Linked DNA regions of Mus musculus: regions 2 and 3 are each linked to region 1. The links are chromatin loops, found by intact Hi-C in ENCODE. Cell type or tissue: heart. All regions are shown on one strand. Each heading gives the region's core, and the rest is flanking DNA. Links, peaks and the distances in the headings are about the cores only.

Region 1 (10,484 bases), core at 1,524-9,523:
TATAATACCAGGTTATAGATAATTTCCAACAGTATCTGAAGAGGAAATCGAACACTTAAACCACCAATTGAAAATAATCTATTTCACTGATCCAGAAAATTTGCACGTAACATAGAAGTGGTCTGTCATTTCTGCTGTGTGAACTTCCCAATAGATTTTAAGTTTAAGCCTCTTATTAAATAACAATAATTGTGCCCCAATGACCTTGACATTTGGGGGACAAATTGTCTGTAACTGCAACTCTAATGCTACAAGCCAGTCTTTGACCATGAACACCATTTTATTGAAATGACTAAAAGCCTGCAATCTCCAGGGAGCCAGCCTGAACTAAACTGCTAATTCCAAGCAAGTATGAGTTTTGTGATCTTGAGCAAGTAACTTAATCTCTCTACATCTTATCTTCCTTGTTCACAAATTAGGGATAATAGAACCTCCTATGGTGGTTGCAAGGATTGTAGGTGCACATGTGAAATGCTTGGTCTATGCAATGGCCATTCTAGATCATTCCAAAGTACACAATCTCACACGTAAAACACACTCAACTAATTCATAGGTGGATGAATCAAAGGATCATTCCTATGGGTTTTCAAGGGACCATTCTGACTGAGGAAAGGGAGGTTAATTTCCAGTGCATGCCCAATAATTCAGTATAAACTAATGATTATAACAATCCTTGTGCTCTCTTTCATTCCTACAGTAACACCAGATTCCAAGCAACTGTAATAGGAGATTAAATAAGTTCAAATCACTTTTGGGTAGTTTCGAAAAAATGGCTTCCCATACTCCAAATGTAAAGGTGGCCTTGAAAAATAAGGCTAATATTGTGATGCCAGCCAAGGTGTGTTTTGTAGCTTAAATAAAATGCCTATGTTTATATAAAATTTAATTATGAAATTCATTTCAATTGCAGCAAATAAATTAATTCTAATTGCCTTAATAGAAGTACTTTAAATTTTATTTTTATGAATGTGTATAAATATTCTACTGCCCTAAGTCTGAAACACACAGTATTTTAAATGCAATGAAGTATAAAATTATACCATCTTCTATATATTTCAGAAGAAAATTTATATACTAGCTTAAAATTCTTAGTAATACCACCTATTGTAATAACCCTAATACTCTATCAACACATAAATAATTGCTTAATCTCCTGCAAACTGCATTATGTAAGGTAAATATTAAGTTGTTATTGAAGATTCAAATAATATTCAGACTATCATCCAAAAAGTACCAAGTAAGCTTAGAATTTAGCAAAAACCATGGTTAATAATAAACCTTACCACATCATCAAAACTGAAAGCAAACACAATCCTCTACTGGGAAGTGTACTGGTAAGAAAACAGATGAGTAAAGGCTACATACATAGCTCAGAGCTAAGATAGAAGAAGTGAGAAGGCCTTGCTCCGATAATGTTTAGTGAGATGTTAAAACATTGTTAAATCAGTATAGAAATAATAAGCTCCTACTGTGAAAAGTGTCAATAGTATGTAAGTGTCAATTATATGGGGAAGAGTGGGAATCTACTCTGGTTTATTATATTAGTATGCTACTGAGAAAAATTACAGAATTTTGTCTTCTAGAGAAAATCTAGCCTTTTATATCCTTAAAATTTTGTTTGCAAACTTAAAAACATTTTTAATCTTAGAAGTGTCATATGTTCAAAAAAGTAAAATATTACCTTAAATCCCTCAATTATAACGTTTTTCAAGACAGTGTTTCTCTGTGTAGCCCTGGCTGTCCTGGAACTCACTCTATATACACCAGGCTGGTCTCGAACTCAGAGATATACTTGCTTATGCCTCTGAAGTGCCAGAATTGAAGGCATACCCTACCACTGCCCTGCTTCAAATATAACTTACAAGAAGTGCAAAATATAAGTTCCTCTGAAATTAGAAAGTTAGTTTCCCAAAATCATCTTCTCTCAAGGTTGTATTAAATCCTGGGTATAACCACAACCAACCAACTAAAACAAACAAACATAGGAGAGGTTTATACTCAAATCTTGGCTCTAGTCCTTCCAAGACTTTAGCAATGCATTGTATTCTTCTGAGTCCCAAGGAGTAAATTTACTTCTAGTTTTGGTGTCCTTAGCTACAAGGTAAGTGAAATAATTGTTTTGAAGTTAAAATCTAAGGGAAGAATAGAGTCCATAAAAACCTTCTTCCATATCTATATTTTGTTATAATGAATCTTATTTGCTTTTTAAAAAGGCAGTAGCAAGGTTTTCTAAAATGCTAAGTTACACAGAAGTTTTGCTGTAAAAGAAAATAAAACTCCCTTATACTAGACAGGTGGAAAGTTGGAATTTGTAAAATTGTCCCCAAATCAGGAAGAAACTTATATGAGAAAAAAAGGTGACAGCTGAGAATAAGTTTGGAGACATTCAGGAAATTGAGGACAAATTAGTAGCATTAAACAGAATAAGGAGATAGTGACATCTGTAATGGTCAGTCTTTTTCTTACATAAAATAATCGAAGTTTGAACACAATATTAAAACCTATAGTGAAAATACATGGATTAATTATAAGCTGATCTTTTCCAGGTCATATGACCTTGGGAAAGTCACCTAGCCATTCCTTTTCCATTCCCCTTAGCCACTCAATTATTCTACCAAGACTAAAAAGATAAATAATATATAGACCCTGTTCTTACAGACTACTCTTTAAGAGAGAGATGGCTCTTTAAGGAAAACCTCCAAAGTCCTGCAATGGATAGTGTCTGAGAGTTGATGCAAAGCTCTTTAAGGGAACAAATGTGGGCAAAGAGAGCTGCACACTACAGGCAAACATCCGATCTGTGAGCTCTAGCTAGAGCCTGAAGGATGTTCAAAATCATCTTCTCTGTTCATCTCACTGTTCATCTCAGCACTTACACTGTAGTGACGATGAAACAGGACAGTATGATGGGCCTCAGAGATACAGACAGAGTTGGAGTAGGACTAAATCAAAGACAAAACTTTTTTTGTTGTTAAAAAAGTCCTTCCATAACCAACACAGCTGTGTGCCACTTAAAACTTATTTCATACCTTTCCCAGCAAACAACAAATGTCCACACTGTCATCTAGAAAATATATTAGCATTCTTGCTTTACCAGCACTGACTTACATATGGCCCACTCAAATTAATGCACTTCAAACTCCACTTCAAAACCAATTAATCCCAGATAATTTCCCTTTTGTTAGTGACTTTTCCCTTACTGTGACGTGTGGTGTTACATTATTCCTGATTTTGCTTCATTTTATGGTACCACAACTCTCCATTTTCTTTAAAAGTCCCCTTCAAACAAGACCATTTTGACTGGTTCTTCTGATCCCAGAAACAGCTTTGCATTAAAAAAAAATTAATATTAATCATGGCAAGCAAAGCACATTCAATATATAGCATATATACTTACAGTACATACTATGTATTTATATTTTAATTTACATAGTAAGCCTGCAGTTCTTTCCATTCAATATAGAAGCATCATTTTTATCATTCATTAACATTAAATAAGAATGAATTAAAACTCACTGATGATGCCAAGAAAAGAAAATATACAAGTGTATGTTTTACTGTCTACACATGGAGTGAAGAAAATGAGAGAAAAGTAAAAACCTGACCCCCCCCCCCAAAGGGTCACTTCTTGTAATGAACATGGTACAATTTCTCCAAGATTCTGCACTTAATTTTCACTTAATGAAAGCATGAATATCTGTAAAGTAAGTTCTGTGAAAGTTTCACCCATAGTTTTTGAAAATGGTAAGAAAATAGAAATGAAAAGGACTATTCTCTTAATGGCAACACTGAGCTATTCCTAAATATTATCTATCCTTTAAAAATGGCGTGTGGAAAGTGAGTGTTATCATTCAGTAGACCCCAGAAAAAGGGGTAAAGATCTAAGCTAAAGCGATCCTTCCTGTTTTACAGAACATTAGAGAGGATGCTTTGGCAAAGCTTCCACTCCACGTCAACAAACCAACTCTCTGCACCTCACAACCGTTTCTGACAAACAGGCACACTACTTTGCAACTTCTTCTATCTGCTTCCAGTACTACCACCCACCTCCCCACTCTTTCTTCCTAAGCCGACAACTCTGGTCAGAAACTGGACTTTCGGAGGACTAGACTCTGAAGATCTGTGTGACCTTGGGCACGTCATTTGCTTCTACAGTAGTCTCATTAGCATCCCAAAGTGAAAGCGCTTCGAGGGCACTTGAGAAGTATACATCCATCTGACGTATTGGAGTCAAGAGGCACAAACCTTCCGAGTTAAGAATCACCTCCTCAGAGAGGAAATTGGAACTGAGTCGGAACTGTCAACACTGTCTCTCTTCTTCCCTCAAAGGGCATAACCCCAGCCACACCGGGAGGCGACTCCCGGGCACCCACGCTCCCTCCAGGCCTAGCCAAGCTTTAGCCTCACCTGCCCGGGACCTCACCCCACCACATCCGCCCCCTCGGTCAGTGGAGACCCGGGAGGCCGACCTCACCCTTCCCCTCCACCCAAACCCACAGCGGACTTCCTGGAGGCGCCGGGCCGGGCTGGGCAGGAGGCATTTACAAACCCAGCTTTCCGCAGCTCGCGTAGAGACCTCGCTGACGCCCACAAGGCCCGGCTCCCCACCCGTCCGCCCCGCCGGCCAGAGCCTAGCCTCAGCACCTCCGCCTCGGTCCCCGCCTGACCCCAGGCCGCTCTGGCTGCCCACGGAGCCGTGCGGACCCGAACCGAGAAACCTCGCCTTACCGGCAACTGAGGCACGGACTTCACTTCCCACCTTTGGAGCCCTCTTCAACTCCCGGATCAATTCACTCCGGCGACGCCGGAAGGACCCGAAAGGAACCAGGCGTTGTCCGGAATCCTGCCCAGCAGGAGTCGCGCAAGGCCCGATGGGGATTTGTAGTTCCGCCCTCCATTTCCGTTAGCACTTCCTGCAATAGTAAGACTACATTTCCCAGAAGGCTGTGCGAGAACGCCTTAGGCAATAGGTGGGGACACTTCTAGCAAATCAGAAGAGAGTTCCCTGTCTTTGAGGGAGGGGAGGAGATGAAGAGAGAGCGCGCCCAGAAACGAGGGAGGGCGGGGCCGAGTCTCACCTGCACCAATCAGAATGAGAAGATAGCCCACAACGCCACGCCCACCGATGGGAGGTGCCCTCGGATGGGTGTAAAGAAAAGGGCGGGGGGCCAGAGGTAGCAAGCGACAGGAGGCTGGGCTGAGTCCATGGGTAGGCGGGGAGGAAGGCTCTAGGGGCTAGACCGGTGGGCTCCGCCTACTCCGAAGCAACAGTACCCCCATACCCCCAAAGGACAGCCCACTCCCGTGTTCACTGGACCAGCCGGCTAAAAGAGCTAAGCAGGACCTGAGGAAGGGCCAGGTGCGATGCCAGAGGGGAGAAAGTCCGAAATGAAGGGGTCAGAGCACCAGGAACTAAGAGACCTCGGGTACCGCTCTGCGCCTAGGCTGCGCAGATGGCAGTGGGAGGAGCCGCAGCCCGAGCTTCGGCCAATTAGAGGCGGGGAAGGCGGAGCTTGAATCTCAGAAGAAGCTTCAGCTCAGCCTAGTCTGTAGTTTCCCTGGAGAGAGGCAAGAGCAGCATCCGGAGCAGTCTCAGCCTGCCCAGCATCCTCTCCAGCATCCCGAGCGGGGATTGCAGGTGTGAAGGAGGTAAGCGTGGGCGCCACTTGCGGGCTACAGCACAGCAACCTGGGGAGGAAGGCATCTGACAATAGGAACGCCTGGATACTGGAGGAAAGAGTGCTATGTTGACTTAGGATCGCGGTGCAAACCTTTTCAGTACAATTACGTACAATTACAGACTTTGGTAGAGAGAGAGAAAAAAAACAAAAAACAAAAGGTAACTCTGCCTGGGATATTAAGGGCGTGGTTAAGGATTTTGTTTTGAGTTGCACCATTAAAACTGGTCTGGGAGATCACAAGATTGAAGAAAGCCCTGCTAATTGAGTACCAGGTGGATGGTGTCAAGCTAGATGCGTAGCTGTTAAAAAGGCAAAATTGGCATTGATAGAGAACCACTTTGTAACTGTTTCACTAAGAAAATAACTTTGTCCTCTTCAGTGCCTGACGCTTGTGTTAGTTTATCAGATTGTCCTGCCACGGACAGTCTATCCAAGATAACCGGTTGTATTGCAGGGTCTTTGGATTGCAAAAGATATGGGTTAAAGAAGCAAATAATAAGATAGGATGGGTTCCGGCTAAACCTATCCTAAGTATAACTTTTACCAGCATTAATGAGAAAATAAATTGAAATGGGTGGGTATTTGGCTTTTCCTTCCTGCTGGCGCTGGAATATTGAAACAAAGACCTGGGTTTAGCCTACAACGGGAACATATGGTGTACTTCCTCGCTGCTTCTTATTCTCTCATTTGTGTCCGGTAACGTTTGTTCGTGTTTTAAAAACAGGAGTACAAGGGAACTGTGTGGAGGAGCTTTCCTCTATTGAAGAGAGTATGTGTAAAATGATAACCTTTAGTATTTTATAATGGGCTCTCATTTTAGAGGTATATAGTATCACACAATAATAGTTCATTCTCATTGTGTGTATACTCTTTTGAATGCTAGTAATACATACGGGTGGAATTATGTTGTAATACTTGTTATGTTAGGTAGTCAATCCTACCTTTGCACCTATGACAGATTACAGCCTTTTGGGTTGGAAAAGTACTAAAATTCTACGTGCTTAGTTCATTTTTTTGTTGTGAAATAGTGTCCCAGATTATATGCCTGTTAGTCATGTAGCATATTGCAGCATACTCTGCTCTGAAATGGCTTTCTTGTGACAGTTGACTATTCCATAGGGTGCCAGAATACTTGAGATTGTTTAAAGAGGGGTCAATAAGATCCAGAAATCACCTTCTATTTTCTTCTTTTGTCATACTATTCTGGTTTACTGCAAGATTTTGAATTTTGTTTTTGCAGTGCACACAAGATGCCTTCTAAAACTAAAGTGGCTCAAAGGTATTCTCTCCATTACTTAAGGTTCAGTCCTACTAAGTGCAGATACTGATGAGAGATGCCCACTACTAAATTAATTAAATCCTTTTCTCCCACATTCTAATACACCAAAGACCTGGGCACACAGAGAAATCTTAAAAAATAAATAAATAAGCAAAACCAAGAAATATCTAGGCTTAGATTAAGCAGATCATGTAAGTATTCGAAAAAAGCTATAGAAGCCACTAAACTTAGCAGTGACAGTAAGGATGGATGTTATCTTTGGTATACTACTAGAAACCTATTAATTGGCATAGCCATCTGGCTATGTGATCTCCAGAAAATGCTTTTGGGAGAGAAAATGTGATCTGGTGGTTTAATAAAACTTGGAAAAGGTTGTCCTTGCCCTTGTTATGTGTGATGGTAGGTGCATGGTCCTGAGTCCGTCTTAGATGTTCAGGCTCTTTGCTGATTCACTTGGAAACTGAATACCTGTTGTCTCTGGTTATTCCCTCCACACACACAAAAAAAAGATAATAGTTAATTATGTGACTGGCAATGAAGTTCTTTTAGAGCCTTTGTAAGAATGACCTTTTGAAAGAATTTGATGGAAATCAGTAAATAACAAAGAAAATAAATGGATAGAAAACAATTTACATGAAAACAGCTGAAATGAAGATGTTTTTAAAATCTCATCTAACTACATAAATAGTAGGCTCTGAGATATCCTAAGACTACAGACTCATTAAGAATGAATGAGATTTCAATTTTAAAATGCCTAATATTCCCCTGTTTGTGAGATCAGATCCATTTAGGAATGTCAGTGGACTAAGTTCTTGTGTTGTTTTGGGAATAAGACTTGTGTTTCTATATGAGAGCAAATTGTGAGTATATCATACTTGGACAGTTATTTCACCTTGAACTCTTTATCTAGTTTAATTAACATTTATATCAATTTCAAATAACCTGTTTTTTTTTTCTTGGTTAGTGTTGGGAAAGGTCATTCAATTTATATAAAGTATGATATATGAAATAAAGCAGATTATTTATCCTGCTGGTCTATCCAGTGGAAACTGCTCAGGGGATGACTCCCTTTTAGCCAAAAGACTTGGTTAATTTCAAATGGCACTGTCTTTTGGACCTCTCTTTAAATTTAAAATTCTGATTCTAAGTCTATGGAGTGAAAGTAAATTGACTTGAATGCATTTCTAGCAGGAGGTTTGGAGGCTGTCCTTGACACAACAGAGAAACCACTCACAGGTTCCAGATCAAATGGTTTGGGAGTGAACTGGAAACAGGGAAATAGATATTTATAAAAATGATTGAGAAACATACCCTAGACATTAGAGAAAAGATACTTAATATTTTGTGTTAAATGCATGTAATACAGAGTACAGCCTTCCTTTTTCAACCACTAATTTCTATAGACCTATATTCAAAATGCGAACATGACATTTTTTGCACTTGTGAGTCACTGAAGTCATTAATACATTAAATTTTAAACAGTTATAGGTTATAAAAACAGAACTAATACATTTATGCTATTATTTGGAGAAAAAATTTAAGGGAAGTCAGAACTAAAGTGATATTTATTCCCTTACTTAAACAGACAATCAATTTAAACAACAACCAATTTATTTAGATTTATCAAATTTTTCTAAGGTTAAATATTGGTTTGGGAATCTGGAACAATTATTTATTCAAATAAGGATTTGTTTTGCTTTGTTACTTTTCCAGCTAACATTTTCAGTATTTCATCCTTAAATTTTGGGTAATTGTGGTTTTATTTATTTATTTATTTATTTATTTTAGGTTGTACAAATAATTGTTTTTCATCAATGTGGAGCAGTATATTTTTATTGTCATAGTCAGCACTGGTGTTCAAGGCTAGACCCACATGCATGATAGACAAGCACTTACCACTATTAACTATTAACTATGAACTATTAACTTGCTAGACTTGGAATTTGAAATCTTCTCAGTCTTTGTTTTTGTTTCTTAAGATGTTAGTAATTACTTAAGCTATTTCACTTCTCCAGGAGTTGAGTTTTGGTGCCCACATTCATACCTAGGCTTCCATCTTAGAAGGGAGAGCATTAGACTCTCCAGACCAGGGGGGCTTCACTTTCATCTCATGTTGATCTTGAGCAGATTCTATCAAGGTCAGTGGACAGAAGATGCACTGTGACTACTGGCTCCGTTAGAAATGTTGCCCAGTACTGTAATCTATACAATGAGATATTTGTAGTTTCATAAATCAGACAGTTGATCCCACCAAATGGTTACTGTACAAGTCAGTTATTCAGTACAGGGGAACGCCAGGGCCAAAAAGGGGGAGTGGGTGGGTAGGGGGTTGGGGGGTGGGTGGGTATGGGGGACCTTTGGGATAGCATTGAAAATGTAAACGAGGAAAATACCTAATTAAAAAAAAAGAAAAGAAAAAAAAAAAGAAAATGGCTTTGATCTGATTAACTATTCAGAAGCAGTTATTGGAACCAGATTTGATTCAGACTTTGTAGGTGCAAGATTTTGTGTACGATTTGTAAATTCGTTCCAGAGGCAGGGAGTTTAGTTGGGGAACATGGCTCTGCCAGGAGATGCTGCAAAGGTGGAAGAGCTTTCCCAGCCAGGGAAGCCTGTGGCTCACCTCCATTTGCCATTAAACCTCTGAGGAATAGCTTTGCTAATGTCTTCCCTTTAAAACCAAATTTCATTGTGTAAAGTCTGAATTTATTCTCCAGTTTCTCTAGTTATTTCCCCCCCTCCAAAAAATAAGAAAGAGATCCTTCCTCATTATTTAACCATTTGTAGAATCATAGCATCGGGCCTTCGATACTTTTAACTTGGCATTTTACCAAAACAATTACTCTGGTTTGTGTCAGAATTAATTTAGTAAGATTTGTATCTCTTATTATTAGTCACTTGGTAAATGCTCATTAATTATAAACTGTCATTTGATAATAAAATTAATAACAGCAACTATTTAGCTGGCTTTTGTTTGCTCACAGCCAACGCGTACTAACAAACTGATGGATATATATTAGCTTGGAAGTGATGACTAATCCTCCTTGTTCCTGTGATATTCACATGCTTAGCACTGTGATTTATATTGTTAGCTGAGTTCATAAATGTCTCACTCATCAGACATTCAAGATCTTTAGGACTAATACTGAGTTTCATTGTTTTTTATATGTATGTCTAAGGCCCTATACATAATTCATATTTAATAGTAATGATGTGTTCAGGTTTTTGACAAGGTATTGTATCATTTTATGAACAAGTTCAACTAGAAAATTCTCTTTTCTTAAATTTCTGATGTAACTAACATTGGACTCAGCCCACTGATTTGTCTACTCTGTGTTCAGAATAATCATTGTTGTTCATTTTTGGATTTCTAAATGAAGAGAGAAAATATTTTCACTAACTTCAGCCTAAAATAGTATATGCTTTAGTTCAGATTTTATTCATGGGGTGCCACTTGAAGATATTCCACTCTTTGCCTCTAGATTCTGCTGTTTTAAAGATGTCTTTAGCCAATACTACCCCCA
Region 2 (10,484 bases), core at 1,239-9,238, 400 kb after region 1:
AGTGGTATGTGGTCATCACTCTCATAACAGGGGACAGGGTTTCCAGAGAGCACACTGAATAGTCTTCAATGTGTGCTAGCTCCATCTTATTCCAGACCTTCGTACTATCATTAGCTCAGAAGCTGCACACCTCTGCTAATGTACTGTGATTCAGAGGGGTTAACCAGTAACCAAAGACTAATTATGTGTTTAAGTTGTCAAGGAAGAGCCTTTCCTTGTCCAGGGTAAAGTGCACCAGCTTATGCCAGTTTATTTATTTTCCTGATGCTTGCTTAGAAACAAAGACGGGTATATACCTGTACAAAGAAGTTAGCCAATCTCAACACTGGGCCTAAGACCAAGCTGGGAAGAGAAAAGATAAGAGTCTCTATGTTTGTGTTAAGGGTACTGTGCATATTATTTTGGCTCATACTTAGAACAGCCCTGACGAAATGAGTCACTCTAATCTCCATTTGATAAAGAAGAAAAATTAGGTCTGACTTCACACAAAAAGTAGCAGAACTAGAGTTTGAAACCCGGTCCAGAAACCAGTCTGTTTCTAATCACATGCCCAGGATAAGAGAGGGAAACACCCTCGGGGCCAAGCATGTAAAGAGGATGTTTGAAGTGGCTTAGCATTAAGATTAGAGAGCCAGGGTTCTTAACCATGGCTGCTCCTGGAATCACCTAGGGAGCAGTAAAGATTGTTGGTTGAAGCCTGGGTTCCACCCCCACAGATGGGATTTAATTGATATGGGAGTTGCAAGGTGCTCCAAATGGGGAGTCTAGCCAGAGGCAGACTGCTTGCAGAACAGGAGGCATGTGGCTCCCTTGAAAGCAGCAAGAGAAAACGTTCAAATGTTAAATAAACACTGCTCTGGACAAAGGTTGGTACACCTTCTGCCAGCCGTATGCGATCTCCACGCTAGTCTTTGGTATATTTAAGGTTCTGGGCTGGGAGCTAGATATATAGATTATTGATAGATACATAGATGACACATAGATTATTAATAGAAGATAGATGATAGATGATTGATAGATAGATAATAGATAGTTGATAGCTAGCTAGCTATTTGATAGATAGATAAGGTATATAGCTATATAGATAGACAAATAGATGCAGAAGATATTGTCATGGAATTTTTGTGGAGAAGGTCATTTGGTCTCTGATCCTTTCCATGTCATTCTCCAACTCCAATTATGAGACTACTTTACAAAAAGAGTAACCTCCATTCAAAGGACCCTGGAGTAATGAAGATAGCTTAACTATGCTCTCTTAACACCTGCGTACCACTTGACACAGACACTGTTACTTCAACTTTTCCAAGAGTCATGTTTTAAAAGAAGGCCACTCAAAATTAACGCTGACCTTTATCCAAGTCATGTTAAGAGATCTATCTCATTTACCTAAGCAAGGCTTAAACAAAGGTGAGAGGGACAGAGAGACAGGAGGGAGGGAGGGAGAGTTTCAGGAGATGGTGCAGGCAGTAAAGTGCGGCCTGCAGACCTACACTTTTCTCTCTAACCCTATGGCTGTGGCGGAGAGACCCGCAGATACCCAAAGCCAGCCAGCCTAGCTAAATCAATAACCGGCTCAGGTTCAGTGGAAGATGCCATCTCAAAATGTAAAGGTGGAGAAAGAACAAATGGGAAGAGACAGATGACATTAGTCTACGAGTTCTGCACTCATGAACACTCACATGTAGACATACACATCAAAAACAAACAAGTAAATAAATAATGGGGGGAAAAAAAAGAATGAAATCAGACACTCTGAAAGCTCATCTATGATGGTGGTGTGTGTGGCATCACAGGGTAAAATACCATCTGTCCTAGGGAAGGAAAAACAAGAGCTGCATGCTTTCAGAAACTGTTCCTTATTAAACAGCACAGAGACACAGACGTGGACATTAATGTTGCTAAAAGCAAGCCTGAATGTGTGTGTGTGTGTGTGTATGTGTGTGTGTGTGTGTTTAAATAAGCAGAAACTTTAGCCAGCTTGTGAACTAATTCTTCCTACACAATCATTGCAACTGTTGCAAGGCCAAGGCAACAGTTAAGTAACATTTCAGGGGCACAGTACACTATGGCTCAACAGCTCAGCCAGGCAAGTGCTTGCTTGCTATGCAAGTTTGACTACCTCAGTTTGGATCCCCAGGACCAGTGTAAGAACCCAGGTGTAGTGGTGTGTGCCTGGAATCTGGGTGCTGGGCCGTAGGGGGTGAAAACCGAATATCCTTGGAGCTCACTGGCCAGACAGTCTAGCTGAATCAGTGAGATCAAAGCTTGAATCAAGTGACCCTGTCTCAAGAAATAAGGTGGAGAGTGAAAAACAAACATTGGCCATCTCACCACACACACACACACACACACAAACACACACACACACACACACACTAAAACTCATGTGGAAGGCATGATTTTCTAAATAAATAAGCAAGTATCCACCGTTCTCATACCAACAACTCATAGGTAAATTTCCATACTTTAAACTTTTTCTTTTAAATATAAAAACTATCAAAAACAAGCTTTCCCTCTGAAGGAAGCCCAGCCACATATTTTCATTGGCTGGAGCCATGCAGCACCAAGATGCTAAAAATACTTTCTTTTCTTTTAAGTTGGGACAAACAAATCAGACCAAGCAAATAATTGCATATCATTTCTCCCATCTTAAGTCTCTTACTAGAAAATGCTCTGCATAGCTCGGTCAAAGCAAAGGATCTGTTTTATATTTGTACACACACCCACTGTCAGAAATACCCCCTTCAGCTTATTTTTGCCCAGGATGATTCAATAAGCTATATTTGCATTCACAGCAAGGATGGTCAGCATTTAGGTAGGACTTTATTTCTCACTTGCTTTGTATTGGAGAGAGAGAGAGCTTCATGAGTGGTGAAAACAAACCAGCAAGACAGGCCAAATCATTCATAAAAATGCATACAACGAGTATGACCTTAATGGAACCACAAAGTGTTTCCATGCACTCACTCGGGAATCATCTAGACCGTGGAAACTCAGTGTGATTCTTAAAATGAAAGGCTACGAGCTGCGAACACCTTGCCCAAGCTGAGTCGTCTGTGGCTGGCAAAGGGAAATTTTATGTTTCTTCTTTTAGACTTCTCACAGCTAACTCTAAAACACGCGTGTGCCTTCCTGAAGATGCACACACAGGGTTCTACAGATCAGCTAAATAAAGGTTTCTCCAGGGAGACAAGCCTTTTAAAAGCAAATATCTGTAGGATAACCTACAGTCAAGTGGTGGTGTGGACTTTACCATCACTCCCAACATTTCTCAAGTTAACTACTAAATGAACAAACGTAATAACAAGAGCACTAATCACAACACAAGCTTGCAGGTTCCGTTCATGAGTCACTAGTGTATATAGTCTCTTTTTTCCCCCCTTGAAAAAGAACACGGGTTAGAAAATGTCTGCATAATTCTTTATGTCTACAAACCAAGGCTTGCCTCTTGGGAAAGGATTGGCAGATGTAGCAGAAGGGCTGTTTGCCTAGATTGCAGCTGGGCCTTTGACAAGTGCTTCGGGTAAAAGACTTGGTGTTGTATGTACCCACCAAACGCCAGGCAGGACCGTGCGCTGGTGCTGTGGATTTCAAAGATAACTCCTGGGAGGAAGCTGGAAAATCAGGATATTATCTCCCACACATACGCTCAGAAGCCAACATCCCCGCGGCCGCTCCCTCAGATGCGCCAGAAGGTCAATGAGTGGTACCTGCAAAGCCAACTAACTATCCACCAAGCTACTTTTCCAGCACCAGCACCAGCTCAGAGAGAAGTTGGCGGTGCGCTTCCCCTTAACTGTACCTTGCAACTGGGCAGAGAGAGAGTCCTGGTGCTGCTGGTACTTGAGCGCCACTGCCTCAGCTTTGCGCAGCTGCGTCTGCAGTTCCAAGTAGAGCATCGCGCCATAGAGGAAGCCGAAGACCACCGTGAGAAGCAGCAGCGTCTGGAAGATCCGCTTCTGCTTTCGGGAGCACATCCCGTTTCCCATAGTCCCTCCTGTGCCCCGCGCTGCGGCGGCGGGAGCCGTCGTGTCCTCGGTCCTCGGCTGCGTCGGACAGCTCAGCAACGGCCACCGCGAGAAGTAGCTGGACACGGCATGAGCAGAAGACGCGAGACACAAAAGCCGGACCAGAGAGGAAGAGGCGGCCGCTCAGCCCCCGCGGCCGGCTGGGCGCCAGGTCATCGACGCCACCCGGCCAGCAGCCACCAAACTTCTGCGATGTCGGATTTCCGCGAGTGGCTGGGCCCGCGTGGAGTCTCTTTGCATACTTCAGAGCCCGCTGCCCTTGCTACTGGTCCCCGCGCGCAGCCGGCTTGGTTTTCCCTACTCCCCACTTTTTGGCCTCGCTGTCCCCACCGTCAGTCCCCGCCCCTCGCGCCGGCTCCCGCTGCTGGACTTTGTCGCTACCACTGGTAGGGGACGCGCGCCCAACAAAGGGACCTGGCTCCAGGCGGCGTCCCCTTGAACGGTCCCTCGGTATTGATGAAGAGATGGGGACTGGTTGGTCTGGTCAGGTTAAGGGGGGTGGTGGGCTGGTGTCACTGATCTGGAAGCTCCAGCCGCCCGCCACCTCCCACCCAACTTACGTGTCACCCACGGCCCCGCTATCATGGCCAACGGGATTCCGGGAGGAAGTCCCACTCGGGCTCCCCGCTCATTGGGCCCGCGCAAGCCACCGCTCCCTCCTTTCGGGGAGCTAATGCTGGGCTCCATTGGACGCCAGCTTTGTCCGTCCCGCCCCGGGCCGCGCCTACCCTCTCAGCTCTGGGCAGGCTCTGAGCTCCGTGGGCCGCGCGGCCGCCTGGCGCCTGGGTGCGCCCACGTGGAGCCTGGATGGGTGCGGAGGGGTGGAGGAGCCTGGTTGGGAGGGCTAGGGACTTGTCCTGGCCTGAGGCTTGGTGATCATTGCGCATGTGTGTGCATGTATGTCCCAGCACTTGGAATGCACGTGGAGCAAGAGTACAGTGCTTATATGCACACCAACAACCGCAAAGCAACCGTGGGTGCACTCTGCTTAGCCCTGCTCATTTCTTACCCTACATAATGAGTTCAGCTTATGAACACTTTGTTCTTCTCACATTCTCTCAAGGACTGCCTACTGAGTCTTGTCCCATTAGAGGCACTAGGCTATGTGCAAAAATGGTAGAAAGTAAGCTGGGACCCTGAAGCTCACTTGACTGTCTACATGGGGTGGGGAAAGCACTTTGTTGGCAGAAGGAAAGAAATGATCTCATGTTTCCTCTGGCTGCAAATGGAATAATTTTAAAAACAAATCTTACAGGCTGAAATGAGTATGCATTCATCTTGCTGTGTGTATTTCTCTTAATGGTAGCAGAAAAAAAAATCAGTTACATTTTTAAATTACATTTTCAAGGCCAGCAAAACCCACTACGTTTAACAAAAAGTTAGACAGGCATAATAACGCCAAACCACTTCAAAGAAATCCACAGTGCATTTCTTTCTTCAATATAATCAGGGTGTGTGTGGAATTGAGGTTATGCATAAATGATAAATTTGTTTCTCCTCTTGACCTGAATTCTAAGAGAAATAAATTATTTCTGAAAAGTATCAGTTGTGCAGTGGCACTTTTACATTCTGCATATTGCATTCTACATATTTTTTTGTGATATCCTGCCCGTGTTTTAGTCATCACAATTAATTATGGGGAATGAGTGCTTTAAACGAAGGAGATCTGCTTAAACCAGATTCATTTTCAAGACAGTTCCTGTGTTGAATGTTTTTAGGTCAGTCCTGAAATCATAGGTTAACAAGAGCCACACAGGCAGACCAGGGCATTTCTCTCACTGTAAAAAATAAGTGAGACTGGTGGTATATGCACTTAGCTAATAAAAATCACATTATGTTGGTTCCAAATGCTCTTACACTGAATCTTAGCCAGGACATTCGATTTACGAGTTGGAAACAAAGAATCTAAATTTGGCCAATATGACCATAATACTTGTAGTCTCTTCTAGGTCTTGTAAAAAGATACTTCCTCACTAAAGGAGAATTTTATCAGAATCTTATCCTTTCTACCTTTTCCTTCTGTAGAAAACAAATCATGACTCCGTTTAAACATGTAACCTAAGTGTGAAACTATGCCAGACCTGGTAGGACAACCTGTAATCAGAGATACCGGGGAGATCGAGGCAACAGGATTCCAGGATCAGAATGGGCAATTGAGAGAGACCTTGTCTCAAATCAAAAGTCAAACGAGGGCTAGGGATGATGCCTTACTGTTGCAACATTTACCTAGAACACTGTAGACACTGAGTTCAATCCTCAGTCTCGGAGAAAAGAAAGAATGCTTAATTTAAAGGGAAAATGGTCTAAAGCAGCTCAAGTCTGCTTCCTGGTGATGGTGTAGCTCCCATAGTCTCCAGTCTTGTGGGATTTACCATCATTTAAGGTTTCCTCTTTCCGTTTTACTCATAGCAATTGGGAGACATTAGTGGGATTTCTTTAGAATTCCTCAGAACTAAATATGCCCATAAACGGCAAGATATCTGTAAAAATTCTCTAAGGAAATGAATTTTTTCAGCAATAATCTTAGTCTATACTTGAATATGTGATTATTCTGGGTACACACACACACTCACACACATGCGTGCACGCACGCACAGGAAATGTACAGAACAGGGAGGATGGAAAGACCACTCAGAAAATACACAGGCAAATGGATGGACCTGGAGGGTATCATCCTGAGTGAGGTAACCCAATCACAAAGGAACTCACACAATATATACTCACTGATAAGTGGATATTAGCCCAGAAACTTAAAATTCCCAAGATATAAGATACAATTTGCTAAACGCATGAAACTCAAGAAGAACGAAGACCAAAGTGTGGACACTTTGCCCCTTCTTAGAATTGGGAACAAAACATCCATGGAAGGAGTTACAGAGACAAAGTTTGGAGCTGTGTCAAAAGGTTGGACCATCTAGAGCCTGCCATATCCAAGGTTCCATCCGATAATCAGCTTCCAAACGCTGACACCATTGCATATACTAGCAAGATTTTGCTGAAAGGACCCAGATATAGCTGTCTCTTGTGAGACTATGCCAGGGCCTAGCAAACACAGAAGTGGATGCTCACAGTCAGCTTTGGATGGATCACAGGGCTCCCAATGGAGGAGCTAGAGAAAGTACCCAAGGAGCTAAAGGGATCTGCAACCCTATAGGTGGAACAATATTATGAACTAACCAGTACCCCGGAGCTCTTGACTCTAGCTGCATATGTATCAAAAGATGGCCTAGTCGGCCATCACTGGAAAGAGAGGCTCATTGGACTTGCAAACTTTATATGCCTCAGTACAGGGGACGCCAGGGCCAAAAAGTGGGTGTGGGTGGGTAGGGGAGTGGGTGGGAGGGTATGGGGGACTTTTGGGATAGCATTGGAAATTTAAATGAGGAAAATACCTAATAAAAAGTATACAAAAAAAAAAAAAGAAAAAAGAAAATACACAGGTATTCTGATGTATTTCCAACCTCTGGAAAATGTATGTGCTTCCTGAATTCACAATTCCTACTTTAAACCTTTGATTTGATAGCAACCATTTCATTCCTGTTTCTTAACTTCTTCTTTGCCTGAAGCAGTCATCTGATTCTACAGAATATAATAAAGGTCATAAAACACAACTCAATATTTTAGTCATAAAACTTGAAAGACAAGAAAATTATTACCTGAACTTACTCATTATTTCAAGTTCAAGAAGGGTTTGCAGAAGTACATAAAATCACTAATGGCAGTGTCTTTATGATATTACATTTTCAAGGAGACCAATGCCTCTAGATTCTTGACTATACAAGTATAGAGCTTTTGAGCAGCCAACATAGGAGGCATCCAGAGACTACATATTAAATTTACATAGCCATGCCTTTGGGTAGAGTTTATAATATATGAGCTACTTTCACTGGTCTTAGAAGGTCTATTGTTAGTTGTATTTTATTTTTGCTTCCTTATTGTTTAAAAGTACTTTGCAAGTAAATATCTATACATCATATATATTTACAACGGAAGCATATAATTTCGAAATTGAAATTACTGAGGAATTTCCCCTATTTGGTATTCTCTTTCTAAGTTAATAAATCAAGAAGAAGACAATCAGAACCTTACACATGGGCTGGAGAGATGGCTCAGTGGTTAAGAGTAATGACTGCTCTTCCAAAGGTCCTGAGTTCAATTCCTAGCAACCACATTGTTGCTCACAACCATCGATAATAGGATCTGGTGTGTCTGAAGACAGGTACAATGTACTCACTAAAAAAAATAAAAATTAAAAAAAAAGAAAGGAAGGAAGGAAGGAAGAAAAGAAAGAAAGAAAGAAAGAAAGAAAGAAAGAGAACCTTCTACATTAAAACATTTAAAAGAGAAGCATTAAAACAGTATTTGAGAACTTTAGCATGTTCTCCAGCTTAAATGAATGAGGTTCATCTATGCTTATATCCCAAAGAGGAGAGGTTAAGAAGGAGGCAGTTGATACATAATTTCAAACAATCTAATGCCTAGAAATATAAAATAAATAATCTCCACTGTGTGAAAACTTTTACTGAAATATACTCACTACAAATAAAATTTAATAGGATTTAATATCTTGTCGGAGAAACGAACACCCAAAATTAGTACGGAGTATTCTACTTTAAAATTGTGATCTCAGATGCAGGCTTGTGTTAGAACACTTGTCAAGCATGTGGGAACTTGGGGGCTTAATTTCTAGCCTGTAAATGTCCTAATTTAATTGTAAACTCGACACAGCATAGAATCATTGGAGGAAAGCCTAGTAGAAATTGACCTGTGGAAAGCTTTGTGGAGGATTGTCTGTATTGCTTGGTAATTTATGTAGGATAGTGTAACCCACTGTGGAATATAACATCCATACAGATATTGTCCTGCATAAGAAAGCTAGCTGAACATGAACCAATGGACAAGCCAACAAGAAACGCGCGAGCGCACACACACACACACACCATGACTTTTGCTTTAGGCTCTTTCCCTGACTTCCCTCAGCGATAGGCTATGACCTAAAAAGATTAGCCCTTCTCCAAAGTTGCTTTTGGCTAAAGGGTTTTATCACTGGAAGATGAAGGCTAGTGAACAGTAACTAAATAACTGGTAGCTCAATCAATAAATGTAAAATGGCTTTTAAGTGTCAGTAACTCACAGTATGAATGGTGTCATTTAACAGTGACAGAAATAGATCTCCTCTATCTGTTAAAGAGCCTTCACCCCATGTCTCATTGTCATTGCTTTCTTTTTTCCCCAACTCCACCTCTTTGTTGACACCTAGTTAGTACATTCACCCCATCTCTTGTCACGTTTAAGACCTGTTTAATGAGTAAGGACATTCTGTTATTTTGAAACCTCTGTAAGAAATATGTTAAATAAAAAAACTGCTTTCTCTCAAGGTTTTGTTAATGACCTGGCAGTAGCTATTAGTAGATTAATAAAGCAAAAGGGCAGGTATGAAAATAAGAGTATAACCACATAGTTTACCTGACTCAGCATGTCTTGGTGCATTTCTAGGGTCTGTCAATAAAAGTCTACCTTTGTAATTTCCAACTCTTTGAAGACTTAAAAGAAAGCAAAGGAAGTCTAGCATGGAGGCACATATCTTTAATCCCAGGAGGCAGAGGCAGATTATTTTTGTGAGTTCAAGGTTTCACTGAGAAACCCTGGCTTGAAAAAACAAACAATTCCACCTCATACCAGTCAGAATGGCTAAGATCAAAAATTCAGGTGACAGCAGATGCTGGCGAGGATGTGGAGAAAGAGAAACACTCCTCCAATGCTGGTGGGATTGCAAGATTGCAAGCAGGCATAACCACTGTGGAAATCACTTTGGCTTTTCCTCAGAAAATTGGATAGTACTACTGGAAGATCCAACAATGCCACTCCTGTGCATAAACCCAGAAGATGCTCCAACTTGTAATAATGACACATGTTCCACTATGTTAATAGCAGCCTTATTTATAATAGCCAGAAGCTGGAAAGAATCCACAGGAATGGATACAGAAAATGTGGTACATTTACACAATGGAGTACTACTCAGCTATTAAGAACAATGAATTTAAAAAATTCTTAGGCAAATGGATGGCTCTGGAGGATATCATACTGAGTGAGGTAACACAATCACAAAAGAACACACATGATACGCACTCACTGATAAGTGGATATTAGCCCAGAAACTCAGAATACCCAAGATACAATTTTCAAACCACATGGAACTCAAGAAGAAGGAAGGCCAACATGTGGATACTTTGATCCTTCTTAGAAGGGAGAACAAAATACCCATGGAAGGAGTTACAGGGACAAAGTCTGGAGCAGAGACTGAAGGAATGACCATCCAGAGACTGCCCCACTGGGGATCCATCCCATGAACAACCACCAAACCCAGACACTATTGCAGATGCCAACAAGATTTTTCTGACAGGAGCCTAATATAGCTGTCTCCTGTGAGGATCTGCCAGTGCTTGGTGAAAACAG
Region 3 (10,484 bases), core at 900-8,899, 160 kb after region 1:
TTGGACCAAGTGAGCAGGAAGTAGCAACTACTTTGGACTCATTGGTAACACATATTCGTATCAGAGGATGGGAAATAAATCCTACCAAATTCAAGGACCTCAGAAATTCTTAGGAGTTCAATGGTTTGGGCTATGCAGAGATATTCCTTCTAAGGTGAAAGATAAGTTATTGCTCCTGGCCCCTCCTACAACCAAGAAAGAAGCACAATGTTTAGTGGGTCGATTTGGATTCTGGAGACAGCACATCCCTCTCTTGGGTGTGTAACCTAGGCCTATTTACTAACTGACTCGGATAGCTGCTAGCTTTGTGTGGGGTCTGGAACAGGAACAGGCCCTTCAACTGGTACAGGCCGTTGTACAGGCTGCTCTACCACTTGGACCATTTGATCTAGCAGACTCAATGGTACTTGAGGTGACTGTGGCAGATAGAGATGCTGTTTGGAGCCTCTGGCAGGCACCTGTATGTGAATTACATACAGGGATTTTGGGGCAAAGCTCTACCATCATCTGCAGACAACTATTCTCCTTTTGAAAAACAGCTCTAGGCTGCTATTGGGCCTTAGTGGAAACTGAGAGTTTGACAATAGGACAACAAGTTACTATGTGACCTGAAATACCCATCATGAGCTGGGTACTATCAGACTCTGCAAGTCATAAAGTAGGATGTGAACAGCAGAAGTCTATTAACAAATGGAAATGGTATATACATGTTTGGGCCAGAGCAGGTCCTGAAGGCACAAGCAAGTTACATGAAGAAGTTGCTCAAATGCCTGTGGTTTCTACTCCTGTTACAATGCCATCTGCTGCCAAACATGTGCCTATAGCCTCATGGGGTGTTCCCTATGATCGACTGACTGAAGAGGAGAAGACTATGATTTGGTTTACTGATGGCTCTGCACGTTATGCAGGCACCACCTAGAAGTGGACAGCTTCAGCATTACAACCCCTTTCCAGGACAACCCTGAAAGACATGGGCGAAGAAAAATCTTTGCAGTGGGCAGAACTTTGGGCAATACACATGGTATTACAGTTTGTTTCGAAGAAGAAATGGCCAGATGTACAATTACTCACTGACTCATGGGCTATAGCCAATGGATTGGCTGGCTGGTCAGGGACTTGGAAAGATCATGATTGGAAAATTGGTGAGAAAGACATCTGGGGAAGAAGTATGTTGATAGATCTCTCCAAATGGGCAAAGGTTGTGAAGATATTTGTGTCCCATTAAATGCTCACCAAAAGGTGACTTTAGCTGAGGAGGAGTTCAGTAATCAAGTGGATAAGATGACCCATTCTGTGGAGAGTCAGCCTCTTTCCCCAGCCATCCCTGTCATTGCTCAATGGGCACATGAACAAAGTGGCCATGGTGGTGGAGATGGAAGTTATGCTTGGGCTCAGCAACACAGACTTCCACTCACCAAGGCTGACCTGGCTACATCTGCTGCTGAATGCCAGATCTGCCAACAGCAGAAACCAACCCTGAACCCCAGATATGGCACCATTCTTCAAGGTGACCAGGCAGCAACCTGGTGGTAGGTTGACTACATTGGACCACTTCCTCCGTGGAAAGGATAGCATTTTGTTCTTACTGGAGTAGATACTAATTCTGGTTATGGATTTGCCTCTCCTGCACGTAATGCTTCTGCCAAAGCCACTATCCATGGACTCATAGAATGCCTTATCTATTGTCATGGTATTCCACACAGTATTGATTCTGACCAAGGAACTCATTTCACAGCTAGCAAAGTGCTACAGTAGGCCCACAATCATGGAATCCACTGGTCTTACCATGTTCCCCATCATTCTCAAGCAGCTGGTCTGATAGAAAGATGGAATGGCCTTTTGAAGACACAGTTACAGCGCCAATTAGGTGGCAACAGCATGGATGGTGGGGGCAGAGTTCTTCAGAAGGCATGCTTTGAATCAGCATTCAATATATGGTACAGTTTCCCCCATAGCCAGGATCCATGGTCCAGGAATCAAGGCGTGGAAAGGGAATAGTTCCACTTACTATCACTCCTAGTGACCCTCTAGGAAAATGTTTGCCTCCTGTCCTCATAACTCTAGGTTTTGGTGGCCTAGAAGTTTTGATTCTAGAGGGGGGAGTGTTTGTACCAGGAGCCACAACAAATATTCCATTGAACTGGAAGCTCAGACTTTCCCCTGGTCATTCTGGGCTTCCAATGCCCTTAAACCAACAGGCTAAGAAAGGAATAACAGTTTTAGGAGGGGTTATAGATCCAGATTACCATGGGGAAATTGGATTACCTCTCCACAATGGAGGTAAGAAGATTTTGTCTGGAGTGCAGGAGATCCCTTAGGACGTCTCTTAGTACTACCATGTCCTATAATTAAAGTCAATGGGAAACTACAACAGCCTAATCTAAGTAGGATGACAAAGGATTCAGACCTGTCAGGAATAAAGGTATGGGTCAATCCTCCAGGAAAAGAGCCAAGACCTGCTGAGGTGCTTGCTGAGGGTGAAGGAAATACAGAATGGGTAGTAGAGGAAGATAGTTATAAATACCAATTAAGGCCATGTAACCAGTTGCAGAAATGAGGATTATAAAATAATATGAATGCTTCTGTCTTATTTTGCTAATGAGTACATTTGTCTTTCTTCCAATTTCTTTAACATCAATTGGTATTTGAGATACTAAAAGAAAGTTCCCAAGGGACATTGCCCCATTGTAAATTTACAATTACATTAGCCATTGTACGAAGAATAGTTATATCATGTTAGGTGGACCTGTTATTGTTTCATGTGGACATGAGATATTATTTGTGTTAAATTGACAAGGGGTGGATTGTAGTGGCTATTCCTAGTTGTCAACTTGACTATATCTGGAAGGAACTACAATCTAGAATTGGAAGGCTCACCCATGATCCTAATCTAGAGGCTGGGAGATAGAAGTTTCTGACCTGGATCTTGGCATGGAGATCTTGAGGCATAGTGGCTATGAATTAGAAGATTATAATTAGAAGATTAAGTCAGGGGGATCTCCTTGTTCAAGGTCATCTGGGATTAAAGATGTGGTGGCACACACCTTTAATCTTGGCTACTTGCTGGAGACCTACATAAAGATATTAGAAGAAGGAAGACCCCCTTTCTCTCTCCTTCGACTGCTTGCCTTGTGGGTCTGAGCAACTGCTATATCCTTGGACTTCTATTCACAGCTGCTGTTGACCATTGTTGGGAGTTGGGCTGCAGACTGTTATTCAAAAAATTCCTTTACTATATAGAAACTACCCATAAGTTCTGTGACTCTAGCGAACCCCGACTAATACAGACCTAGCCTGAGATGAACAGGAGTGTGGCACCACACAGGCCTGGATGTGCAGACTATGCCCAAGATGACCCATGTGCCCTGTCATAATGCATGAGTGTGGCATAGCCTTTCTGAGACCACTCCTAGGACAACCCCAGGCTCTCCTGGTGTGGGTGAGGTGGCCCCAAGTGTGTAAGCATCAGTGTGGGAGAGGGAGGGATGCCCTCCCTGACCCTCACCCCTTCCCACCTATGGCAGGTGCGAGAGCTAGCCCTGCTGCTCCTCACCTGCTGCAGCACTGAGGTGAGCAGGCTCTGGCCATCACCTGGGCAGCACAGTAGAGCAGGTCCTGAATGTGGGGGTTGCTAGTGAGCCAACCCCAAATATATTCAAGCTAGAGACTGTGGGCTTACCGGGTCAGATACCTCACAGGCTCAGGTCCAGGGCTTTGAATTGGCTCACCTCAACTTCTACACCATCAGTGAACTGATGGAGTGCATGAAGGAGCCAGACGTACAGATCTAAAACTAGGATCTTTATGACAGGCAACAACAGGGTATCTGAGAGAAGTCTCAGTGAGGTTAGATAGATAGTACTGAGAGAATAGAGCTATAGAAATGAGAGGCCTCATACCAGACCAAAGAGTCATTGCAAAGAAGCGTAGACAAAAGCACACACTATGACACACTACAGTTTCCATAATAAGATTTTTTTCTCTGTTGAGGGAGGAGGTTGCAAGGGTGGAGGGTAGATACAAGGGGAGGGGGAAATGAGTGGAATTGGAGTACATGAAGCGAAATTCACAAACAATCAATAAAAACCTAAAGAAGAATAACAATGTCTAGCACATTCTGAAATTGAACTTTTATAATTGAACTATGATTTTTTTTCACTGTTTTACTCTGAATTTAAATGTCCACACACGGGCTAAGTAACCAGCATACTGATCAAATGAACAGACAAGATGTCAGAGTTATTTTGTAAACACAATATTAGTGATGGGTAAGATGGCTTAGCAAGTAAATGTGCCTGCTGCCAAGCTAGATGACCCAAGTTCACCTTGAATTACATCCCCATGGTCTACATCATAGAAGAAAACTGACACATAAGTTATCTTCTGAGTTCCACAGGTAGGCCACAGTAAGTGAACCCACCTCTACCCACCCCCACACAACACAAGCACAAATGTAATAAAATTGAATTTAGTACGAATAGTGCAATATGCTGCAAACATCTTTTCTTGTAATTGACACGTCATTCCTTTCTGAGTAAGATACTTCCGAGATCAGGGAGCTTGGCCATTTGGCTTTTGTTGAGCAATTTTTAATGCAACAGGGCCATTCATCTTTACAGTCATCTAATGTAATTTGTTGCCTAGTGTTGGGATTCCACTTTGCATTTTATGGAGTTGATAAGATTCCAGATTATTTTGAGACTCATCCATCTTATAAAAAGAGGATTGCATTAATTCTTCCAGCTTTATGACAAACCCAAAAAAACATAACAGAAAAACCTGTCATCAAATAACAAATCCCTCAAGAGATGGAAGGATGAAGAGGATAGATCAGTAAAATGTTATATCTGGAACTTGTCATTCATTCTAAATGATCCTATAACCAGTTTCATTTTAGAAGGGATATTTTGCATATGGTAGCCTCTGCCATCTAGTGGCTGACTTGGTTACTATATGCAAACTCAAACTTTTTTTTTTTCCTCCCAGAAACTTGCTCTAAATTAGGCTGGCTTGAGCTCAGGGTTCAGGGATTAGATTTGTTTACCACGCCTCCTCAGTGTTGAGATTGAAGGAGTGGTATAAATGAAATATTTTTATGCCCAAGAAATTAACGTGAGCAGGAAAGTGTTAGTCATTGTATCTCATCTCCTTTTTCTTTTCCCTTTTTCCTGTGGCTGCACATGGTGGGCAGGGGGATTATAGATTTTTATTTAACCAGTTTTTATGTGTAGTGACAAATTTGATCTAATAATAGTTCATTCCTTTTGAAGCAGCTGTCTTCCAATGTGGGGGCAAGAAAAGTCAGAAAGGAAAATAAGTCACTTATCAGGTCATCTTTTCTAACCTTAAGCAGCACTTGTGAGCTAATTGCATATACATTTGTGATTCCTGGTCTGGTCTCTCCTTTGAACACTGCCGCCTTCCTCAGACTTCCTGCACATCCTTACAACTTCGATATCAGCTGGGTCTCAATTTCTCACTTCATCACTTAAGCATCGTCTCCACTTTTTCCTTGCTGGTCTTGCGAAATCTAATAAACAACGAGCTCTTGTCGGCTTCGTCTTTACCTAGCACCGGAACCTCTAGCATTTCTCTGAGCACACACAAGGGTAAGGTAAGTCAACATGATCGTCGCTCAGGCCCTCTGCTTCTTCCACACGGCGTTACAGTGACTGTATTAGCTTCTTTTCTGTTGCTGTGATAAAATAGCCTTGGAAAAGCAACTAAGAGAGGAAGGGGCTTATTGGCTTGTAGATTCAAAGAGCCCTAATCTATCATGGCAGGGAGATGTGGCAGCCAAAGTGTGAAGCCCACACAGCACATTGCATCAGGAGTTTGGAAGCAGAGGCGACTGAAATGGAATCAGGCTATAGTACTCAAAGCTTGCCCCACGTGACAGCAGTCTTCCTCCAGCAAGGCTTCATCGCCTAAAGGTTCCATAACCTTCCCAGCCAGCACCACCAGCTGTGAAACAAGTGTTCAAACGCATGAGCCCCTGGGGGACATTCTCATTCTAGCCACAACGCTGATGAAAGATGAGAAAATGTCACGGTCTTCTGTGTAATTCTTTTCAATGGCTTGTTAGATCATACTGAATGGAGACTAGACTTGTTACTATGGCCTGAAAAGGTTTCAGAGGATAAGACCATGCTTACATCTTGCTACACTCTAGCTAGTGTCCTGAACTCCAGGTCACCCCTTGCCAGAACATTCTGAGCTCAGTTTCATTCTAGTCCTTGCATTCACCTGCCTGCAGTCTGGATTGACAGCATCTTTAATCTGCTCCCACATACACTCAAGGCTTCCCAGCTTGAAATTAGTTAATAAGTAATGTGAAAGGAAGGATATAGTGGTGGCAGATGGGCACTCTCTGTCAGTGATTACTTATGTTTAATAATCATTATGTAAAACAGTAGGTTAAGGATAGATGCAAGTGTATGTAGCCTATACATGAATTTTAAAGATAGTACATTTTCCTATGTGATTGAATATTACTTTTAATGGTGAATGAACAGAATTCAAATTATAAAATAAATTCTTATTATGCTTTTTTTGAAAATTTAAAAACTAGGTTGATTTTTTTAAAGGATACCTCAGGCTGGCCTCAAGATTATTGCCACGGAGCACTGGCTTCTCTGGTGAGGCTACAGGTGTGTGGCACTCAAATTCTTTACCCTTTAACTTTGATCTGCTTGGCTAGAAAGGTGTATGTGTAAATATATATTTAATTCTCTCTTATAGTAAACTCAGAAGAAAAACAAAATGCTATTCCAATTAAGCTTTGTTGGTGGATGACTGATTGCTGTATAAAAATCCAAATGACATGTTACTGCTTTTGTTGATAAATATGACATTGTCTTTTGTCTATCACACATGAAAATAGGTGAAATCTGATTATTGTAATCTTCAAATACAACAAAACAATATTGTACCTCAATAAGACTAGCCCTACTTTACGAGATGCACAGTAAATACATAGTGGGTGAATTTGCATGAACATTTCACTTGTAGTTGACAACAAACAGACTGAGTGAAATGTCTCTTGAAATAGATATGCTTAAAGAGTGGAAGCACATATGAGAAATAAATGCAGATGGACACACTCGACTTATTTGTTTTTTATATAGCAATCTCAGAGCTAGTTTGCCACATTGAATTAAGCATTTTAGGGTTGGTTCTTCCTTTTCAGTTAATTTCAACAAAGACATATTTCAAATAAGATACCTTTCCTGCCTTTAGAGGCTTAGAACTTAGAGTGAGTACTATCAAGTAAATAATTGGTATCTCAAAAGCTATAATACAGCAAGTATATATAGAATATAAAAGAAGAATATGGGTAAAGTATCTTGGACAAATAGGACTGTAAGGGTTAGATGTGGGGAATGTTACAGGGGAAACAGATATAACACATGTTCTGAAAACATGCATGCAAGTAACTTCATATAGACAGAACAAGCAAGGAGTATTTGTATGAATATATGTGTATATGCACATAAACTATATATTATATATGATGATATATTGATATAATTCTATTATAATATGAAATAATGAAAGAAAATAGACAAAAAGATAGGTATGCATCTATGATAGGTGTGCATCTATGGAGGGTTGGGAGGGACAGATTAGTGGTAAGAAATGATGTTCTTAATGCAGACAACAACCAAGTTATATAGACTGTGAAGCATCACATTTGAACAAAACCCCGTCAGCAACAAGGAGTCATCAAAAGCTTGGAAGCAAGTGAGGTGAAATTCCCCAAACTGTTTTCATGTAAATTACTCAGGGAATCTTTGAAACTGTGAATTCTGATGCAGGGTATCAGGTGAAGGCCTTGACTGGAGGCAAGATTCCTAATGAAGCTGTATTTACAGGGAGATAGAAACACTGAGCAGCAACAATTTGGGAAGTTTCCTTTTGGGGGAACCTGATAGGATCAGACCAGAAAAATTGTTGCAACATATAAGGTGTAAATTGTTGATGACCCAGGTCAAAGCTGTGGTAGGCAATGAACATGTTTGGGAAACACAGTTTAGGAACTTTCTCCTACCCTGTGACATTTTTAATGAAAAAAATGTAAACAAAAGAGTTTAAAGATTTGTGGTGAGTATCCACATATCTACCACCTGAATTTCCCATTCTTATGCTTGCTTTACCACTTATCTGATCTCTTTTCTATCCATTTATCTGTTTAGTTTTGGATGCATTTCAATATAAGGAAACTATAAATTTATCTTAATAAAGAAAATCAAAATTGAGAATCTAATGAGAGTCGATTGTTTCAATCTTATGATTGATGAGCAGCATAGATGAGGAAGTTTATGGAGTGTACAGGGAGATGCTGTGCCACCAAATGACAGGTGTCAGCTTGATAAATGTCCTGTATGTATACACAGGTGAAATTAACAGGTCTCACTAGATCTCACTTGGCAGTACAGACTAGGAATCACTGACTGGCAGTTATAAATGAGGGACTGTTCCAAGACAGAGTGTAGAAAAGAAGACTAGAGCATATCCTAAGAAAAATGACATGTATTTATAAACTAGGCAAAAAATATCAAATATAATAAAAAAAACATGAAAGAGCAAAGCCCAAAATGCAGAGGAAGATTGTAAAATATCGACAACAACAACAAACAACAAAAAACACTTGTAAATATCTTTGCAACGAGTTGAGAATATTTCAGGGATAACATGGTTTAAAAGATGCTAGCCTTGTAAAATTGTATCTTTAGGATAAGTTGGGTATGATGTATAATGGATCTCATTGTGTTTAATATATGCTGTGTTTTATATATTTATGAATGCTGACATTGAACTATTGGCAGTCAGTCTTCTCATAACATCGAATTACCTACATAACAGAGAGAGAAAAGAACCATTCAGAGATTACACAAATTGTTTTCTTCATTATTATTAAATGTGAGAACGGCTCCTTGCTTGTCATGGGGTGGGGATAACCCACATCTCTCTGACACCCCCCACATGCAGGAAGCTTTGCTCACTTAAAGTGTATTAACCAAAGGTTTGTGTTGGTGATGTAGTGAAATTCACGCCTGATTAACTTTAGGGAATTCATTACGGTAAGTGTTAAGTGTAAATTTTTTAAAAAAATTTTTATTACATATTTTCCTCAATTACATTTCCAATGCTAGCCCAAAAGTCCCCCATGCACTCCCCCCCCACTCCCCTACCCACCCATTCTCACTTTTTGGCCCTGGCATTCCCCTGTACTGGGGCATATAAAGTTTGCATGTCCAATGGGCCTCTCTTTCTAGTGATGGCCGACTAGGCCATCTTTTGATACATATGCAGCTAGAGTCAAGAGCTCGGGGTACTGGTTAGTTCATAATGTTGTTGCAGATATTTTTAGCTCCTTGGATACTTTCTCTAGCTCCTCCATTGGGGGCCCTGTGATCCATCCAATAGCTGACTGTGAGCATCCACTTAGGTGTTTGCTAGGCCCCAGCCTAGTGTCAAAAGAGACAGCTATATCAGGGTCCTTTCAGCAAACGCTTGCTAGTGTATGCAATGGTGTCATCGTTTGGAGGCTAATTATGGGATGGATCCCTGGATATGGCAGTCTCGAGATGGTCCATCCTTTTGTCTCAGCTCCAAACTTTGTCTCTGTACCTCCTTCCATGGGTGATTGTTTCCAATTCTAAGAAGGGGCAAAGTGTCCACACTTTGGTCTTCGTTCTTCTTCAGTTTCAAGTGTTTTGCAAATTGTACCTTATATATATCTTAATATACTAAGTTTCTGGGCTAATATCCACTTATCAGTGAGTACATATTATTTAAGTTCTTTTGTGATTGTGTTACCTCACTCAGGATGATGCCCTCCAGGTCCATCCATTTGCCTAGGAATGTCATAAATTCATTCTTTTTAATAGCTGAGTAGTACTCCATTGTGTAAATGTACCACATTTTTTGTATCCATTCCTCTTTTGAGGAGCATCTGGGTTCTTTCCAGCTTCTGGCTATTATAAATAAGGCTGCTATGAACATAGTGGAGCATGTATCCTTCTTACCGGTTGGGACATCTTCTAGATATATGCCCAGGAGAGGTATTGCAGGATCCTCAGGGAGTACTATGTCCAAATTTTCTGAGGAACTGCCAGTCTGATTTCCAGAGTGGTTGTACAAGTTTGCAACCCCACCAATAGTGGAGGAGTGTTCCTCTTTCTCCACATCCACGCCAGCATCTGCTGTCAACTGAATTTTTGATCTTAGCAATTCTGACTGGTGTGAGATGGAATCTCAGGGTTGTTTTGATTTGCACTTCTCTGACGATTAAGGATGTTGAACAATTTTTCAGGTGCTTCTCAGCCATTCGGTATTCCTCAGGTGAGAATTCTTTGTTTAGCCCTGAGCCCCATTTTTTTTTATCATGAGTCCCTTTTTGAAGCTGAGCCCCATTTTTTAATGGGGTTATTTGATTTTCTGGAGTCCACCTTCTTGAGTTCTTTATATATGTTGGATAT

What was found. Hi-C counts contacts between places; a loop is a spot of excess contacts. Peaks named below come from ENCODE experiments on the same cell type or tissue, not always from the same donor. Only the 100,000 strongest peaks of a DNase experiment are listed, where the experiment ranks them.
Region 2: a loop joins it to region 1, with 6 times the contacts of the local background. A loop is called at or near these places in 3 of 42 quality-filtered maps.
Region 3: a loop joins it to region 1, with 4 times the contacts of the local background. A loop is called at or near these places in 8 of 42 quality-filtered maps.

Annotation. Positions count from the first base shown.
Region 1 is chr3:75,551,994-75,562,477 of GRCm38, forward strand. It overlaps Pdcd10 (programmed cell death 10), which reads right to left and starts at 4,859. Exons shown (of 8, transcript NM_019745.4): 1 at 4,729-4,859. Serpini1 (serine (or cysteine) peptidase inhibitor, clade I, member 1) reads left to right here and starts at 5,500. Exons shown (of 9, transcript NM_009250.3): 1 at 5,500-5,649. In heart, for the core only: a CTCF peak has its summit at 4,861; DNase peaks (open chromatin) are centred at 5,058 and 5,488; H3K4me3 peaks cover 2,680 bases; H3K27ac peaks cover 1,612 bases.
Region 2 is chr3:75,952,310-75,962,793 of GRCm38, forward strand. It overlaps Golim4 (golgi integral membrane protein 4), which reads right to left and starts at 4,640. Exons shown (of 16, transcript NM_001291069.1): 1 at 3,803-4,640. The coding sequence starts at 3,989. In heart, for the core only: a CTCF peak has its summit at 4,713; a DNase peak (open chromatin) is centred at 4,752; H3K4me3 peaks cover 3,374 bases; H3K27ac peaks cover 2,311 bases.
Region 3 is chr3:75,715,911-75,726,394 of GRCm38, forward strand. No RefSeq gene overlaps it. Among named protein-coding and RNA genes, the nearest start is that of Gm25846, 6.4 kb to the left of the region's middle. In heart, for the core only: a CTCF peak has its summit at 4,933 (motif pointing left); no DNase peak of the experiment used is centred there.